Regions from separate parts of the Homo sapiens genome. Here region 1 is linked to region 2. A link is an interaction called in ENCODE POLR2A ChIA-PET data of the cell type or tissue named here. Cell type or tissue: Panc1. All regions are shown on one strand.

The links. ChIA-PET counts read pairs that join two places held together with the same protein. Peaks named below come from ENCODE experiments on the same cell type or tissue, not always from the same donor. Only the 100,000 strongest peaks of a DNase experiment are listed, where the experiment ranks them.
Region 1: POLR2A ChIA-PET joins it to region 2 with 11 read pairs; 2 of 35 experiments call an interaction of 5 or more read pairs at or near these places.

What each region holds. Positions count from the first base shown.
Region 1 is chr21:46,665,779-46,668,278 of GRCh38, forward strand. LOC124905058 (a long non-coding RNA gene) reads left to right here and starts at 1,611. Exons shown (of 2, transcript XR_007067938.1): 1 at 1,611-1,783; 2 at 1,904-2,500. RefSeq lists enhancers at 1,857-2,500, 2,308-2,427. In Panc1, no CTCF peak of the experiment used is centred here; no DNase peak of the experiment used is centred here; H3K4me3 peaks cover 1,166 bases.
Region 2 is chr21:46,463,675-46,466,174 of GRCh38, forward strand. All of the region lies in intron 1 of DIP2A (disco interacting protein 2 homolog A), which reads left to right. All of the region lies in intron 3 of DIP2A-IT1 (DIP2A intronic transcript 1), which reads left to right. Among named protein-coding and RNA genes, the nearest start is that of DIP2A-IT1, 2.5 kb to the left of the region's middle. In Panc1, no CTCF peak of the experiment used is centred here; no DNase peak of the experiment used is centred here.

The DNA.
Region 1 (2,500 bases), 200 kb after region 2:
CACATGGTGTCCTTTTGGGTTGTTGCCATGGTTTAGCTATGATGATTACTGAGACTGTGGACATTTCTGTGTATGTGTTTTGGTGCATGTATGTACACATTTCTGTTGGGTGTACACTGTATACCAGGTTTTCAAGTCAAGGAATCTAATATCCCTGCCAGCTGTGCATGAGAGTTGGCATCCTCGTCAACACCCAGTATTGTGTTTTGCATTTTACCTGCTCTGGTGGGCGTGTGGATTTGGTATACATTTCATTGATGACTAATCCAGTTTTGTAGATTTGCCGCTCATTTTGGATATCCTGTTTTTGAGGTGCTTGTTTAAGTCTTTGGCCCATTTTACTATTAGGGTTTTTTTTTTTCTATTTCTAATTGAGATTCCAGGTGTTCCTGATATAATTTGGCTGAGTCCTGTAACACATATATTTTTGTGAATAAATCTTTTCCCTTTCTGTGGCTTTTTTTTTTTTTTTTTTTTTTTTTTTTTTTTAATCAAGCATCAAGCTGTGAAGAAGCTGTGTCAGTATTTTCTTTTTTTTTTTTTTCTTCGAGACGGCGTCTTACTCTGTTGCCCAGGCTGGACTGCAGTGGCGTGATCTCAGCTCATTGCAACCTCTGCCTCCCGGGTTCAAGCGATTCTCCTACCTCAGCCTTCCAAGTAGCTGGGATTACAGGCATGCACCACCACACCTGGCTAATTTTTGTATTTTTGTAGAGACGGGGTTTCACCATGTTGGCCAGGCTGGTCTCAAACTCCTGACCTCAGGTGATCTGCCCACCTTGGCCTCCCAAAGTACTGGGATTACAGGCGTGAGCCACAGTGCCCAGCCTGTGTCAGGATTTTCTGTCATGGACATGGAGGCTGGTGGTCTGGGTGCAGTTTCATACATGGTTATTAGAAAAGGCATCTCATCCAAATGTGGTGGCTCGTGCTTGTAATCCCAGTGCTTCAGGAGGCCAAGGGAGGAGGATTACTTGAGCCTAAGAGTTTGAGACCAGCCTGGGCAACACAACAAGACCTTGCCTCTACAAAAAACTTAAAAACTAGCTGGGTATGATGGTGCACACCTGTAGTCCCAGCTACTTGGGAGGCGGAGGCGGGCAGATCGCCTGAGGTCAGGAGTTCGAGACCAGCCTGGCCAACATGATGAAACCCCGTCTCTACTAAAAATACAAAAATTAGCCGAGTGTGGTGGTGCATGCCTGTAATCCCAGCTACTCAGGAGGCTGAGGCAGGAGAATCACTTGAACCCGGGAGGCGGAGGTTGCCATGAGCCGAGATCACGTCACTGCACTCCAGCCTGGGTGACAGAGCACAAAAGACAGGCATGACTTTGTACTTAACTGCTCAGCTTTGTAATCACTGGGGGCCCAGATGCTCACTTGGATTCTAACTTTGTTGGCATCTGGGCCTAAAAGCCGTGATGCAGGTGAGCAATGATGCAGAGGGCTCTGTGCGCCTGGCGGGCTCTGTTTGCCTGCTGGGCTCTGTGCGCCTGCTGGGCTCTGTGCGCCCGGGAAGGTGCGGCCACCCTCACGCGGAAGGCGGCCAGCGGATCCCGGTGCGCGCAGCTCCCAGCGCTGGGGTTCCAGCGCCCCGCCTCTTCCTATAGCAACCAGCGGGACCTGCCGTCCCCCGGGGCACCCCGAGGGGTCTGCGCCCGCTTCTTTCCGAAACGGGAAGGCGCTGGGGGCTCGGCAGCCAGAGGGACGGGTTCAGGGAGCGTCCGGTGAGCCTAAGACGCGCCTTTGCCGGGGTTGCCGGGTGTCTGCCTCTCACTTAGGTATTAGGAACCGTGGCACAAATCTGTAGGTTTTCCTCTGGGGGTGGGCGGAGGCTCCAAACCGGACGGTTTTCTCCTGGAGGACTGTGTTCAGACAGATACTGGTTTCCTTATCCGCAGGTGTGCGCGGCGCTCGCAAGTGGTCAGCATAACGCCGGGCGAATTCGGAAAGCCCGTGCGTCCGTGGACGACCCACTTGGAAGGAGTTGGGAGAAGTCCTTGTTCCCACGCGCGGACGCTTCCCTCCGTGTGTCCTTCGAGCCACAAAAAGCCCAGACCCTAACCCGCTCCTTTCTCCCGCCGCGTCCATGCAGAACTCCGCCGTTCCTGGGAGGGGAAGCCCGCGAGGCGTCGGGAGAGGCACGTCCTCCGTGAGCAAAGAGCTCCTCCGAGCGCGCGGCGGGGACGCTGGGCCGACAGGGGACCGCGGGGGCAGGGCGGAGAGGACCCGCCCTCGAGTCGGCCCAGCCCTAACACTCAGGACCGCCTCCAGCCGGAGGTCTGCGCCCTTCTGAGGACCCTGCCTGGGGGAGCTTATTGCGGTTCTTTTGCAAATACCCGCTGCGCTTGGACGGAGGAAGCGCCCACGCGTCGACCCCGGAAACGAAGGCCTCCCTGATGGGAACGCATGCGTCCAGGAGCCTTTATTTACTCTTAATTCTGCCCGATGCTTGTACGTGTGTGAAATGCTTCAGATGCTTTTGGGAGCGAGGTGTT
Region 2 (2,500 bases):
TATATTTGTGTGTGTGTGTGTGTGTGTGTGTGTGTGTGTGTGTGTATATTTTGAGACGGAGTCTCACTCTGTTGCCCAGTCTGGAGTTCAGTGGCGCGATCTCGGCTCACTGCAGCCTCCACCTCCCGGGTTCAAGCAATTGTCCTGTCTTAGCCTCCTGAGTAGCTGGGATTACAGGCACACGCCATCACGCCTGGCTAGTTTTTTGTATCTTTAGTAGAGACAGGATTTCACCATATTGGCCAGGCTGGTCTTGAACTCCTGACCTCGTGATCCACCTGCCTCGGCCTCCCAAAGTGCTGGGATTACAGGCATGAGCCATCGCGCCTGGCCCATAATTCTTAATTTTCAAAATGACAGCCTGTCATTGCCTTTGTGTTAATAAACATTTGTTGTGCTTCTTGAATATTTTGTGGTATATAAAAGTTCTCATGTTCAGCCAGGCGCAGTGGCTCACACCTGTAATCCCAGCACTTTGGGAGGCTGAGGCGGGTGGATCACCTGAGGTTAGGAGTTCCAGACCAGCCTGACCAACATGGTGAAACCCCATCTCTACTAAATACAAAAAATTAGCCGGGCGTGGTGGCGTATGCCTGTAATCCCAGCTACTTGGGAGGCTGAGGCAGGAGAACCACTTGAACCTGGGAGGCAGAGGTTGCAGTGAGCCGAGATTGCACCATTGCACTCCAGCCTGGGCAACAAGAGCGAAACTTCGTCTCAAAAAAAGAAAAACGTTCTCATGTTCAGATTCTACTCATCTGTCAAAGGCCACCCCAAATGCTCTCTATCTTAGTCTATTTTGTGTTGTGTTTGTGTTCTATAACAGAACACCACATATAGGTAATTTACAAAGAAAAATTTATTTCTCACAGTTCCAGAGGATGGAAGTCCAATATTAAGGTACTAGCATCTAGCAAGGACTTTCTTGGCCTGTCATCCCATGGTGGAAGGTGAGAAGGCAAGAGAATGTGTGGACGAGAGAGGAAGGGGGCCAAAATCATCCTTTTGTCTGGAACGCATTCCTGATAACTAACCTGTCCCTGCGATAACAGCATTAATCCACTGATCATCTCTTAAAGGTTCTGCCGCTCAACACTGCTGCATTGGGCACTGAGTTTCTTCCTTTTTCTTAATATTCATGTCTTTTTTTTTTTTTTTTTTTTTTTTTTTCAAGAAAACACACAACAAATGTCAGAATATGAGATAGGGAAGTTCTCCTGGAACAGCATGTAGATTATTTTCTAGAGCACTTTAGTTAAATGGTACTTAATGATGATAATTCTTCTGAACACAATTCAGAATTTGAACCAATATTTGTTGTTTCAGGAAAGCAGAATTTCCTTTGAATGATGGATAAGAATGGTGAGGATCTTTATAATATAGAATAAATTGCTGAAAAGAAACTTTGAGGGAATATTCAAAGCACCCTCTTATTTTGAACCTTCCTTGATCATCTCTAATGTGACTGCTTTCTCAGAACTTCCATATCATTTGTCCCCTCTTTTGGAGTTCTTGCTGCTTTTTGTTTTTGTATTTGTTTTCACTTATTCAGTAATTATTCAGTGTCCACTGCATCCTAGGTAATATTTCAGCTGTCAAAAGTCAGATTTTGGCTGGGCATGGTGGCTCACTCCTGTAATCCCAACACTTTGGGAGGCCGAGGTGGTTGGATCACCTGAGGTCTGGAGTTCGAGACCAGCCTGACCAACATGACAAAACCCCGTTGCTACTAAATATAACAAAAAAAAAATTAGCTGGTCATGGTGGCACGTGCCTGTAATCCCAGCTACGTGGGAGGCTGAGGCAGGAGAATCGCTCAAACCCAGGAGGCAGAGGGAGACTATTTTTATAATGATACTAAGATGCCATTTCTGTTTTCACTGTGTTGACACTTGTACTGATGGTCCAAAAGCAGTAATAGGGAAAACTGCTGGGCACTTTAACGTAAATTGAGGCAGGGACTCCAAGTGTCACTGATAGTCATTATATTATTCGCTACCTCTCCACTTGCAGTTTTAAAAAAACAAAAAGGGCTGCTTTCACTTAAACAGACCCTGATGAAGCAGTAAAAATTAAAAAAAAAAATTGGCCTTTTGTCTTTTCATGAGGAAATGGGAAGTACATGAATTGCTTTTGCTGCACAAAGAGGTACAGTGCCTGTTTTGAGAAACAGCAATTGTGTAGTTTGAGTTGCAAAGCGAACTAGCTGCTTTTATTGTGAAATGCCATTTTTGCTTGAAAAAGTGGGTAGCAGACAATCTGCAGTTATTGAGACTTGGGTATTTGGTGGACGTTTTCTGGAAAATAAATGAGAGGAAATAACTGACAATTTATGACCAATGATAATATTTGTGCTTTCAAGCAAAAATCAAAATTTTGAAAAAATTTATCTGCTACAGTGAGCTTGACAGTTTCTCAATAGTTAACGACTTCTTTGATGAGATTGGTGACAATATAATGAATGAGTATTTGATATTATATAATTAAATGTGTCAGCATT